Linked DNA regions of Mus musculus: region 2 is linked to region 1. The links are chromatin loops, found by intact Hi-C in ENCODE. Cell type or tissue: gastrocnemius. All regions are shown on one strand. Links, peaks and the distances in the headings refer to the core of each region. The heading gives the core; the rest is flanking DNA. Region 1 overlaps Zbtb20 (zinc finger and BTB domain containing 20). Region 2 overlaps Zbtb20 (zinc finger and BTB domain containing 20).

Region 1 (6,925 bases), core at 1,793-4,292:
CCCGTTTTACAGGGATTCATGATGCTCTGTGTGCATCATCTCTTCTTGACTCGAGAACTGACTCAGAGGTATGTGAACATGGTGTGGAGGGAGGGCCTCAATGCAGGGTTAGTGTGTCTTCCCTTGGTATTTATATGTAACACAAACAAAAGAAGCCCTTAAGCATCCCCACCTGTGATTGACAGAGATGCCCACAATGTGATTGTGAGAGGATGGTGAGGGGATCCAGAAAGCCTTGTCTTGATGGATGTTACTCCTGGTTTTTCAGACATGACATGAAAAGGGATCTATTCCACTGCAGTGAGATGAGTACTGCTTGTGACCAGGCCTAGGGAAAGATGGACTTATGGGTGAGGCATGAGCCTCCCCAAAGTACACTTCCCTTAGCACTCTACTGATCCACTTAGAATTTGTGCTCAAACAATAAGCAAGCAGTTTTCTAATGTCAGAGGTTTTTAAACCTAACTTCTATTAACCAAAAAAACAAAAACAAAAACAAAAACAAAACAAAACCAAAAAATAAAAACCCAACAACAACAAAACCCTTCTTACATTAGGAAAGCAAGCAGAAGAAGGGAACTGTGTTGGAGTCTATATTCCTACCTTGGTTTAAAGCTAATCCCAACAGTAATCATCACGTGTCTTTAGTAATGAACCCAACTGCTCACTCCCTGGTGCTTTTTTGTTTAATAAAAGTTTTACAGTGTAGGAGAGTATTATATCAGAAACATAGAATACACTGATTTGTAGTTAGGAGAGAAAGAAAAAGTGAGACCTAAGGTGGGTTTTACCTTTCTCCAACTTTGAATTATTTGTCATGGTCCTAATAGTCCACATCACTGGGATTCTGGTGTGTGGAGGGGATGCTGATTTGGGTCACAGAGTTAGATCAGTACTGTCATATTTCTGTTTGGCCTTTTCCTTAAGTAAATCATAAAAGTGTGGGCAGCACTGGGAGAGAAGGGTAACTGTACAAATATTAGTACTGAGTTTTTTTAAACTGGTGATGTATAGGTTTCCATTTAGTAGCCTCTTATTTCCCTTCCTTCTGACAGTATTTATCCAGCAGAACAGAGGGAGTCAGTTCATTAATGAACATAAATAAAAGTGCAATACATTAAGAACACTAGATCGTAAGTCCAAAGTGAGTTATTTCATGAAATGTGTGAGCAAATAATACCTGTGTCTGTTACCAATCGCCTTCATTGATTTTCTATTGCTGTGATAAAATCCATGACCAAAGGCATCTGGAGAAAGAGTTTATTTGTGCTTAGAGATCCCATCCAAACCCCTATAGGGAAACAGGGCTAACTGGAAGTGGGGCAAGGCTATAAACTCTCAACCCCACCCCAGTGATGGATTTCCTCCAGCCAGGCTGTACCTCTCAAATGTTCTAAATAACCTTTCCAAACAATGTCACCAGCAAGGACCCCAGTGTTCCAGTACACAAGCCTATGGAGACAGTTCTCATTTGAACCCTAACAACCCTTTGAGTCTAAATTCACCCTTCCTTACCTACTCTACAAAAATTGTGACTCTTTAAAGTATTCTCCTTTATCATTTCTCAGACTTGTGGCTAAGATCAAGTTAAGCATTTTCCTTTGTCCACTGGCCTGAAGGTACTTTGTCAGTTGAGAGTCCAGTAGACATACTACAGAGGGCTTCCTTCCTGGCTCTATCTACTCCATTGGCCGACTAATGCATTGTGCACAATTTCTCCAGAACCTGACTTCTTTCTTTTGCATAACTTTTCTAGTGTTTGTCAGTATGGAACATACTCCTATCTATTTGCTCCAGCTGAGGTACAGATAGCAACCCCACTACCTGATCTCTGCCCACTTCTCCTGGCACACACCATGCAGGCACACATACATGAGGTTCTATCCCATGGATATCTTTTACTGCCACTCAAAAATACAGGTACCAACAATTTCTGTTGAGAAAGCTCTCTGGCACATTTCTGGCATTCAGTAGACAATGCCTGTGCCTTGTTGAACAATGTCTGTATCCAAATCCTAAAAGATTTTACTTGTACCCAGCAAGGTCTGGATTGTTGTCTAAGAATACAAACAACTTTTCCTTGAACATGCTATGTGAGCTCTACAAGGAGTGGCTATTCCTTACATTTGCTGTTCTTTCATGTTTAGAGTTATCTTTAATTCTTCTAAGGTATTCTCCCCTTATTCTAGTCACCTATTAGTGTTAATAGTTCTTTACTGCAATGTGTTTTTTCTCTTCCGATGGAACCTGCTTCATACACTCCGAAGTAACATTAAAATGATCTGTGATGCTTAGGGTTGGAGGAAGTCCATATGTCCTCACAGGTCAGACTAAGATTGGACCTGGATATTAGATGAACAAAATGTTTTGAGAATTTAGTTAGCTAGAAAGGCAGCAAACGGTGATGCTATAAACACTGTCTGACCATATGACTTTACTGATCTACACTTTAAAGGATTTTACTCTAGTTCTCAGTGAATTTGTTATTAAAAAATAAAAATCTGGATTAATTTGTTGACCTTGGAAAATGTGTCAAAATCCAATATTATATAATGTGAATTTATAAATTATTAATGATAGCTATTATTTATTGAGAATTCAGTAATCTTCAGCAGTTAAATTTATTGGATCCATATAGCAATACAGATGTATACTTTGACTCTCTCTTGAAATAGAAAAAGAGATTGGCCTCACAGGTGATATATCTAGCAAATTTCAAACAAACAAACAAAAAATTTAACCTAGAACTTTCTGTGAGCCACAGCTTGTCAAAACCACTCCGCTTCCAAAAGCCAATCATAAGTTACCTTGGAAAACAAATAGGGTATTTTCAGTCTCTCAGTCAGAGATTTGGAGAAGAGCTACCACAAGAATCTGCAACATGTTTAGCAGCACACCCTGAGATACTGCCTGTACCATCAACCTGTTACTTAACCAGATATGGATAAACTAAGTGAACTCTGGAGATGAAATTCCCAGAACCTAAGTGTTAACAGAGTATCTAAAATGTAGCAGCCTTTATTCTGAGCTGAGTTGAAGGCAGATGAAATATTAACAGCAAGTTCTAGCAGCAGAAAATGAAATATGAGATCCTGTATCAGAAATTATTAGTAACCTGTTAAAAGAAATGCTGAAAAATGGCAGTTACCAAATTAAAACTGGGAAACAGAGCCCAAATGGGAAATTTCAAAAAGTTTGGAGGAAAATAAATGACAGATTGTCCTCTTGGCTCTTATTACTATGCCATCCTAAATCCTACTTGGCAATGGATGGTGGAGGTGAAATAAGAGCGGCATCCCTGCCAGCGTTGGTCCTCAGATTTGTAGTCCTAAGTGTCTGTGATGGTGTCTGGGGCTGACTGGAAACGTAGTTGGGAGTTGATAGCATTTGAGCTTTATCTAAATTGAAGAGCCTGGAGACTCTTATTATGAAAGGCTTCCTCTCATTTGTGAATTGGCCCCTTTGCTCCACTTTGGATGGCTGGCTTCCTCCATGCAGAGCTATACTAAATGTTCTACATGGGAAAGCTATTCTCCTTAAATGCCTTCAAATTTAAAGCATCTATCTGAATATGTTCATGTTTATGACTCAAAATATCTAACATCAAAAAGAAAGAGGGGGTACAAATAGAAAATGCCCAGCAGTAAATGAAGGAGATATTTTTCCTTCAGTAACTGAAAAAGAAAAATTATTTTATGCAGAGTTGTTGAGCATTTGATGCCAGAGGGGAGAAAAAGGGAAATGAGCTATAGAACCATAGAATCTTACTGTTGGCAGAAACAGCAGAGTTCATGCAGTCCTACCCTATCATTTTTCAATGAAGAAACTGAGACATGGGGAGTTAAGGGACTTGACTTGCCCAAGATACAGAGTTGTTTACTGACAGCCATGCCAAAAATATTTCCCAACTCCCCACACAGAACTCTGTATTTCAGCATGCTGCTACCACTCTCTGCTGAAAATTAACACCAATACAGCCCAAACACAGAGGAGTTCAGTGTCTGTGGAGACCAGGAGACGGATGATTTCAAGGTAGAAATCAGGATGGGAAAAGAACAGAGAAAGGATGACTGTCCGTTGTGACTCCTCACACAAGCTTTTCAAGCCATTTGCTGTGGGCTTACTGTCCCCTACCTCTCCACCAAATAGAATGAAGAAGAAAATAAACTTTTTGTAATATCTAAAGTTTGCATGTGTTCAAATCTGATTTGCCCAGGGAATTGTGCGTACATGCTGTGTCCGGATGTAGAGTGGTTTGTAGGTGGCACGCTTACTGTACCCTGCTATTTTCTTCAGCCTGATACAGTTTCTCTAACTCAGAAATGCTTCCCTGAAATCTCAAGTTAGTTTCAGGACAAGGATGGTTCCTATCCATGGCACACATCTAAGAATGACAAATAACTTTAAGATGTAAGAATTATCTTCTCTTAATCTTCATACAGAATTGAAATATTGTAGAACTTTAGCTCAGTTTCAAGATTTGGATGAAATAATTTCTGTTTTGTAACCATATGAGTAAGTGATAGTAAACCAGTCCAGATAACACAGTGAAAAGGACTCCATGGGCTCCCCTTGCAGGCCAGTCCAACAACCTTCTTCACAATAGAGCGACCAGAGATGAGAGCCTCGGCCACATGATGAAAAGTGCAGATGGAGGGCTTTGCATGAAAACCGATTATGTGCGAGAGGGCTCAGGAGAGGATCGGGGTGGAATTGGAAAGGAGCGGCCACTGAAACAGGAGAAGAAGATATGCTTGACCAGGTCTAGTAAAATATTCCCTGCCACAACCACTGTTCCATGAAGAGACTGAGCCAAGAGGCCTAAATAAACTAACCTGGGGGTCAGTGTTACCATTAATGTGGGAGGCATCATGGAGAGCACATCCGGACTTGTGTTACACAGTAATCACTGCTGGGTGTCAGCATTCATCAGCCAGATGGTCAGACCCACAATTAATCAATTAGGCTGGGACAATCAACTGGACTAAGTTTTCCCCTTTGGTAAAACAGCCTCATCATGTGGTCAAGGCCAATAGCACTTTTATCCTGTTGCTTTTGGAGTAGCTTCTAAAAATTCCCTCATTTTTTTTTTTCTTTTGGCCTCTGGTTACTAGACACTGTCAGGCTCCCAGTTCCTTTGATAACATGGATTCCCCAATCAAGGTTTTCACATAATAGATCATCAGCATCCCCCGTATTCACATTGTAACACTGAAAATCCCACATGAAAACAAGCTCTTCAAAGCAGCATGGTAAGCCCTACATCCAACTGATCTCCTGTAGTATTTCTTCTGGTTCTACTCAATCTGGTGGGACACCAATGGCAGAGCTTCTCTGACTGGGCACATAAGGGTGATAAGTGATGCTAGTGATAATAGTAGTTTCTGGTGTATTCGGCGTCAGACAGACATACCATGACAAAAATAGATAAACATCAACTCAGCCTTTATAACGCCAATTAGGATGATACGGTCACCCCCCTTTCAAAGAGAAGGAAACAGACTAGGAAATTCATTGAACATGTGATAGGATACTCTACTGACATGCTGTGGGACAGAAGCTACATAGCCTGTCATACATGTTTTCTTAACAGACACAACCTTGTGCCTCTGAGAGCTAAAAGCTAAGAATGTGTTCTAGATCTTGGCGGCTCCCCTTCAAACTTCAAGTTGTTCACTAGTGTTTTTCTTCTCTGGAGGCTCATTCTGCTTCCCATGCTACACAGCTCCAAACCACAGCCGGACTTTCCCCTTCCGTGTCGAGGGTTCCCAGTCTCCCGCTCAGGAGCCTTACCTACATTGGTATCTTTCTGTCTGTTTTAGGTAGTTTTCATCAGTTGATTTATAGCACAGCTTGCCTCTCCATCACTGATTTCTTTTTTTAACTTAGATTTTACCCCTCCTTTCTTTTGGCTTACCTCTGGCTGTATTATAGTGTACAGCACAGGAGTGATGCTTCGGAATCCTGGCGGTCACTGTCTAACAGAGTCCTGGATACTATACGTATTGGGTAGAACTAGACGCGATGCAGTGCTCCCTGTGTGCACCATTGAACTTGCTGTGTCTCTTTCCTCTCAGCTCTTTTCTACTGTCAGACTTGATGTAGACTTAATGATTTTGTGTCTACACAAAGGATGCAGTCATCCCAAATATCCATCCTTGATGTATCAGTTACTCTTACAACTACTTTATAGAGTATATTACTTCTCTATATAACGGCTATATTTGCTTTTTTGTTTTGCTACTTAGCAATTGGAAAACATATCAGAATGCTAAAACAATATAGTATGGAACTACCTGTTTTTACTTGAACTTACAGCACATGAATAAATAGGTGCTCATGTAGTAATAATAACCAGCATGCTTTAGCCTTCAGAGTCTGTTTTGTTCTTACGGCCGTTCTTTCTGCAGTTTTATATTCTTTACCCCAGGGCTAATGAGGCTCTTTCATTGTGACCTGCAGTATCCTGCATATTACACAGTTGAGTCCTGCCATCTAGGCTGGCTTTCTGCTTCATTTTGCTCCTGACCTGCCTCCCCCCCCCCCCAACCCCCAACACACACACACACCCCAATGCTATTCCAGGCCTGGCCTCTCATGACCAGAGACTGCTGACTCATCCTGGCCTGTGCCAAGCTGTGCAGTCGCTTAGTGATGTGGACAGGAGTCGAAGGACTAGAATGAGCTCACCGAACTCATTTCACTTGTTGCTTACGGTACAGTCCAGCATGAGCTGGAAATGTAGGAACCTCAGCCTCCCGAGCAGAAAGAGTAAGTAGATTACACACAACCCCATCGTCAAGTCCTCAACAAGCAGGGGACGGTGTTGGGTGGGGGCTTGCTTCTCATGGCTCTTGGCTATGGCTAGGGCATTCTGGGTCATCAGGAGTTTCCCTTTGTCCTCTTTTCTTCCTCTCCTCCACAG
Region 2 (6,925 bases), core at 2,545-5,044, 210 kb after region 1:
TGAATTGTTTAGAAGCCATGCATACAAAATAATTACGCATGAAATCTCATTTTAATTGTACTTACAAGTTTTTCTGTACAGTATGAGGCATATAATGGGATAATGCTTTTTTTTTACTTAAGTCTCTGTTACTGGAAAACACTAAACATGGGAAGCTAATAATCTTCTTAGGTACCAGGTAGGACTTTTACATCCATAGTACCTACCTTTGTCTTTAGTTGTTCTAACATACCTCAAAACCAAAGAAATGAAGCTAGAATTTTGTTTTGCGTGTTTTTACCTATAATGTGTTTGGTGTCGTGGATGGTAGTTGCTGATAGCTGGCATATAGGTGATGGGCAGGCCTGGCTGGCCAAGACGGGCATGAAGGACAGTGAGGACTGCGGATTGATGGCATGAGAGGAGACCACACATTGCTTCTTCAGTGTAGTCACACAGAGAACTTACTTGCAGACTTTATCCTTACGTTCAAGTACAAGACGTGCACGCTTCTCACATCGGAATTTTCCTTCAGCACAGAGTAAAGCCTGTGTCAGCACTGCAGCACTGCTAGGGTAGCACGGTGTGTGTATTCTTCGCTGCTCCTACATTCTCGTGCTGCAGAGAACTCAGACCTAACAACTGGGGTCTAATCCTTCTTAGAAATTGCAAGGAAAGCTACAGTCACATGTTATTGTCACAGAAAAATATTTTGCCTTCTCCTGAGCTGCAGAGACAGGGCAGACTGAGTTACAACCCAATAGTCTCTGCTGTTCAGAAAACTGCTTCCTTACACACACAAAAGACATAATTCCTAAGGTGGGAAGGATATAAACATGAACTTTGAAGCAGTGTGTCCTTCCTGGGGCTGCGTGTGCTCTGTACCTGTTCTCGCCATTTGTGAGGTAATGATGAAGCAGTGCTGATTTGAACACATTACCTGTACACATGCGCAGGGCTGCCTGCTGACACTCACTGTTGTGATAATTAAATGAGATGGTGTATATATAGGGTCTGGCACGGCAGAGATGAGTATGTCTACTCAATCCACTGAGATGTACTGAGCGCTCAGTGGGTGTCACTATTCTGGGCACCGCGAAGTGTAGCAAAGAACACAAACAAAGCCTCACTTATTCAGTTTGCCGGCTCTATAAATGGCAAACAGACAAAATAGGTTCATGGAAGCTAACAGAGGACTGATCTGATTTTATTTTGCTTTTTCCTTCCAGAAAGTATAATTGAGAGGAACAGGGTGAAGGAAATGCAAATGCGAAAGGGAAGCAGTAGGTACGCTGACGAATCTTGCCACCCCATCTCCCATTCCCTGTCCTAATGCATGACCCAGCGACCTCTCGGGACTCCAGAGCCCATGCTCTCCAAGTCAGACTGTAAGACCCCACCCTAGGGCCATCCTGCTCCTTCAGAGAAGGTACCGCTCTTGCCTTCCAGTTTAACTGATTCAAAGATGAGATCAACAACTCTTCGTTGTCTCTCTCCCGTGTCTTCACCATGCTTTGAGCATCCCTTAGTCTCACCCACACCTCAGACATGGTCCCCTCCATTCAACTCCCTTCAGTTAAAACCTTTATATGTGCCATTTATTTCCTGCCAGGATCCTGACTATTGTGAGGGAGGAAAGACACTGAAAAAATATTTCAAATCAGCCCTGCCAAGAAGAAAGGGGGGAAAGATTGAGATAATAAAATGTTTTAATCATGAAAACATTTTAAACTAATGTTAGAATACTGGGCCATGTCTTGAAAGGCTGAATGGTAAGAAGGCGCGATAACCCAGAGTCCCGTAGGTGGTGTCCATGAATAGCCACAGTGTTGTTCAGGCTCATGGCCCGCCGCAGCTTGCTTGACCCTCAGCTCCAAGGGACTGTCCACACAGCTACAGCAATGACAGGCATGTGAACAGAAGGGGGCAGTTAACATTCCTTCTCCATTGATGGCAGTTAGCCCCTGAACCAGATATTCAAAATACTGCTAAGATGAAGATCTTACTTATATAGCTAACATGAACACCACAGGACTAATATTTTTCAAAAAGCCCCATTCTCCAGCACTTGGTTCTGGACCAGCACTGTGCTAAACACAACCTGGCTCGTCTCCTTTATTCTTAATCACAGCCCATAGCTGGAAGGCATTGCTGTTCCCATTTTACAGATAGGGAAGATAAGGCCTCAAAGATGCAAAATAACCTGCCTCGGGCACAAGGCTGCTAGCTAGTGGAGCTCAGTTTTCCTAAATTCCCCTCCCTAGGTGGGAGTGTCGGTGGCTTTTTCCTTCGTCCCTCTCCGTCTGTCCGCAGACACTCTACAGTTAAACAGCAGAGTAAGTAAGGAAATGGTTCCGACTCCAGAAAGGCCAAGAAAGGCATCACTGATCTCAATTATCTTGATCCCGCGACTGCGTAATTATTTATCAAAGGGAGGTTCTGACTAATTCTTTCCTCTCCAGCCAGGCTGATTAGTGGAAAGCATAATCTGCAGCAGAGGGTGGGAGCCCAGTGGAAGGAGAGAATTGGAGGAGAGAGGGAGAAAGATGGAAGAGAGCACTCGCCTCTCAACAGACCCTGGAGACTGATAAGAGCTCGCATGGATAAAATATTTATTTTTCCATATGTTGCAGAAAGCACTTCTGCCACTGTATGTGTGCAATATGTGCGAAGGAGTGTGAACTGTATACATCCAACACCACCGATCTGCCTTGTTCCCGTGCATTTAACAGGCTTAATACCTAACAGCGCATCCATATGTTTTAATGCATATTTCTCTGCAAAAACAATATGGTCTAGTTTGGGACGAGCCAGCAGCCTCCACAGCCTCACTCACTGCTATGTTTCAGCCCTCAACTTACTGCCGGGGCCAGCACAGGGAGAGTTAAAGACCAGAAGGTTCTGCCGGCCAGCTCAGCTGCCCTTCACCTTAAACGCCTTCCTGGTTCTTAAAGCAGCCTTTTTCTCATAACAAAAATGTTCACAGTGGGGAGATGAAAATGTTTTTGTTCTTTGGACAATTGGGACATGTTCAGTCAGAATGTCAGAACTGACCGTTGAAAGGCGGGTGCCTGCGGCCACACTTCTCTCTCTCTCTCTCTCTCTCTCTCTCTCTCTCTCTCTCTCTCTCTCTCTCTTTGAATGCAGAGCTGCACCAGTGTGGCGGGAGGAAGTGCACAATGATTGGCCTGTTTTTCTGTAGAAGTGTTCAGGGTACACCCAGTTTTGCTTTGCATATATTTGCGAAACATCTGCCCTTTTCTTGTTCTGAAGTCTCTCTCCCTCACGGCCCCTTTCTCCTCTCCCCCGGGTTTTTTCTTTGTTGTTGTTGTTGGCTTCTCTGACTTCTACGTAGAAGTTTTCATTTTCTGGTTGAGGGACAACCTCATCAGAGTGTATAGTTGAGAGAGAGAGAGAGAGAGAGAGAGAGAGAGAGAGAGAGAGAGAGAGACAGAGAGAGAGAGAGACAGAGAGAGAGACAGAGAGAGAGAGAGACAGAGAGAGAGAGACAGAGAGAGAGACAGAGAGAGAGAGAGAGAGAGAGAGAGAGAGAGAATATGAATATGCACAGCAGGCGGGGAGAGAACAAACTTGAAAGAGACTGAGAGGCCAGGCCAGAGAGAGCTTGGCACACCAGCCTTTGGCATGGTGACCAGGAGGAAGGTTCTGGTAGTTTAGGCTCTAAAATACTGCCTGGAGTCAGCCAGTGTGCTGCTGCCCTCTACAGGCGCCAGGGGATAGTGCAAACTACTTAGACTTGTACAGACATGTCCTCAGATGTGCCATGTTTATACAATCCCCTTTATGCAACCAAAGAAGGCATTTTCAGTTAATTACAAGAGAGTTTGCTCTTTCCTCCTTAATAAACCACAAACTGAAAAAAAAATTGGTCATAGAACAGCACCTGTGCATGTCAGACAGACTGCTGTTTTGTGTTAACGCTTCTTGGCTTCAGAAAAAGGAATCCCAGAGAATTATAAAAGAGGTTGGAATGGGAGAGGAAGTGCTCCAACGGACAGTGTGCAGGGCTCTGGTCTGTGACGTTGGAGCACTGCCGTGGTAAGAGGAGAAGTGAACTGGCAGGAAGCAAGGAAGGGAAGGGGCCAGGCAGGTTGGGTTTGAATGTGTTCTACTCGCTGAGGTGGCTACAATGTCCCTGGGCCATGGACAGCCACCAAAGGTGGTCCTGGACATAGGTGGGGCACAGAAAATCAGGCATGCATCAAACTCTAATTCAGGACAAGAAGTAAGGGCATAAGCCGTGCAATTTCTCCAGAGTTAGACCTCATGGGTGGCTTGGCAGTACACTGGTGCAAGAGTGTGCTCTTAATTCCATGAACCACATGTCAAAAGCTAGCTGAGGCCTTGTCTGTAAACATAGAGACCATTTTTTTTTCTGCTACATAATGATGGCCATTGGTGTTTTGTCCCTATATTTAGGTGACTTACAAGGACCAGCCACTCTTACTAAAGACTCTTCTTGTAATCAATGAAAAAGCAACCAATCCAGGTTGATTCCCCTGCCGCATAAAATGAGGAAGCTTAATTGAGATTCAAACTAGGACTGGTCTCCAAGTATATTTAAATTTCAGCTCTATTTAATTCTGTCAGCAAACAGTTCGCAAGTGGCTGCTGTGTATATGGTTCACAGTATGGAATTATGGAATAGGCAGTAACCCCAGGAGGACAGGACCAAGATTGCTCAGCCTCTGTGGCACATCACAGCCACTTAGTCTCTGTACCGAGAGTGTGGATGGGGGAGTGGGGGAGGGGAGCAGAAAGGCGGAGTAAAGAAAGGGATGAACACCAGAAATGGGACAACTGCTAAGACACTCCCCTTCCACAGAAAGCCCATTCTCTCTGAGAGCCAATAGCACGGAACTGTTAGTGAAATAAAGAGTTAGTGAGTAAGGCAGGAATCCTGCAACCACTGAGGGATCTCAGAGTGATGCAGAGAGGAGCCATCCTGTCTGAAAGAGGGGAGTCACAGCAGTCTAGCATAGAGACGGCATTTAATAAGTGTGAAGGAAGGTTCCTCTCATTTCATCGGCAGAGATGAGAAAAGGCAGTTCAAAGCAAGGACAGTAATGAGTAAAGGTAAAGAGCCAAGAGTGTACATTCCAGACCCCTGGGAATGATAAACGCACACCAAGGCAGCCAATACACATGGCCCATGAGATAAGGTAGGGCAGATAAGGAACTGTCCTCAGATTCCAGGCTGCCACGGTGCTGCGGGATCGAGTGACTGGAAAGCAGCAGAGCTAGGGTCTTGGAGGAAGGAGAATAAGTCAGCAGCGCAGTAGGGAAAGCATTGAGGCTGCCGTCTGCAGAGGGAGCAGGCTGGTGAAGACAGCTGGGCAAGCTGGCCACGGGGCAAGAGAAAAGTGAGCAAGGGGCTTCCAGCCGATGGCAGGCCCCAGTGGCAGAAACAGGCCCCTCAGAGGAAACACTGCTTCTCCAGGGGAAACAGACAGTGGGAGGGGGCAGTTAGACAGGGAAGACTTTGATTTTTAATCCTTTCTGAATCTGAAAGACCAGAAGAGCAGATCCTTGGGGGTCCTGATAGGCACAGGATTTGAGGGTTAGCCCCAGACCCCCATCAGCAATGAATAAGGCACTGCGGCTTGTTTCTGTTATGTTGGCTTTCTCCACACTGAGAAATATATCTGAAAGCCCCCAACTCCATCCTCATCTTTACCACGCTGTCTCTGCCTCATGCCCTCTGAAGAAACAGATTTGATTTCACAACCTGTTGGACTAAAAACACAGCATACTAATCATAACACCATATTCTGCGAGGGCAGATTTGACTACCCAGTACAACACATTTCAATACGAAATATTCTGTATACAAGTCCAAAGCCATGCTCATAGAAACAAGAACATGGAAACACAGCAATTTACAACAGATTATGTACCACACATAATCTATCCAAAAAAAGGGGGGGGACCCATACTCTATGGTAGCATAGTGATAGAAAAAGACACAAAGCCACAGAAACTGGGGACATGTTCAAGAAGGATCTCATCCCTTTTGGGGTGTCCATGCGCTACATAAATGCCGATTTGCTAGTTATCATTGATTGTCATGGAGAAAAGGATCCTGGGCTGACTGATAGCTGAACTATTTCACATTCTGTTCCTCACTAAATCACACCACCACCATTCTACTCCCTATCAGCAATCTCTTCCTCAGAAGGCACATAAATACCAGTCATGCTCCTAAACTCTGGGAGCCTATACTAAACCAAAGAGCATGGAGAATCTTAAGGCTGGGATGGAGAGAGAGAGGGAAGGGTATGTGTGAGACACCATTCATCTTTGCCTCTTAGAACCTACACCATCTTAATCGCTTTTCACTTCCTACTTTACAGTCACCTCTGCCACTACCCCTTCCTCTGGACAGCCTGCAGATGGAGACTAGGATTTGAAATTCTGTGTTGCTTTCACATAAAACTAATAGTAACAGATTTAAAGCTAGAAGGAGCGTGTAGGGCCTTCTAATCCAAGCCCTTTATTTTGCAGATGAGGAAACTGAAGCCCAGAGAAGTGAAGTGAGGTGCCCAAAGCCACACAGCAAGTTGCAGGCACAGCTAGTTCCGTAGCTCAAGTCTCCTGACTCCCAGTCCAGTGTTCTTCCCATTACTCCACGGGTCCTGTCTCTAAGCTTCCTGACAAATGCTAGAACGGTAAACCTCCACTAGTATTTTTCCAGACCATGTTAAAAATCTAAGGGGGGAAAGGATGCTTTCTTGGATAATGTCAGCCATACGTAGCTCAAGCTGTCTAAAGTTCTGGGACAGGGTCTTTTTATACAGCCAACAGAGTCCAAATGTGGTGCTGTTTGCTTGGCCCATATGCTTTCGTGTGTTCCCAGTTAGGCCATTACTGGAGGGAAAAAAACAAGAATCAGCTTGTTTTAAAACAAGGGACATACTGGACTCCC

Evidence for each region. A loop is a pair of places that touch in the nucleus more often than their neighbours do. Peaks named below come from ENCODE experiments on the same cell type or tissue, not always from the same donor. Only the 100,000 strongest peaks of a DNase experiment are listed, where the experiment ranks them.
Region 2: it touches region 1 in a loop (2.4-fold over the local background); 5 of 42 quality-filtered maps call a loop at or near these places.

Annotation. Positions count from the first base shown.
Region 1 is chr16:43,356,406-43,363,330 of GRCm38, forward strand. The region is part of intron 4 of Zbtb20 (zinc finger and BTB domain containing 20); the gene reads left to right. The region is part of intron 1 of Gm9968 (predicted gene 9968); the gene reads right to left. Among named protein-coding and RNA genes, the nearest start is that of Gm9968, 3.8 kb to the right of the region's middle. In gastrocnemius, for the core only: no CTCF peak of the experiment used is centred there; a DNase peak (open chromatin) is centred at 3,322; H3K4me3 peaks cover 234 bases; H3K27ac peaks cover 1,651 bases.
Region 2 is chr16:43,570,526-43,577,450 of GRCm38, forward strand. Zbtb20 (zinc finger and BTB domain containing 20) reads left to right here. Exons shown (of 11, transcript NM_001285805.1): 7 at 1,209-1,266; 8 at 6,505-6,668. The coding sequence starts at 6,658. Among named protein-coding and RNA genes, the nearest start is that of Mir568, 67 kb to the right of the region's middle. In gastrocnemius, for the core only: a CTCF peak has its summit at 3,704 (motif pointing left); DNase peaks (open chromatin) are centred at 3,138, 3,666, 4,096 and 4,742; H3K4me3 peaks cover 789 bases; H3K27ac peaks cover 2,500 bases.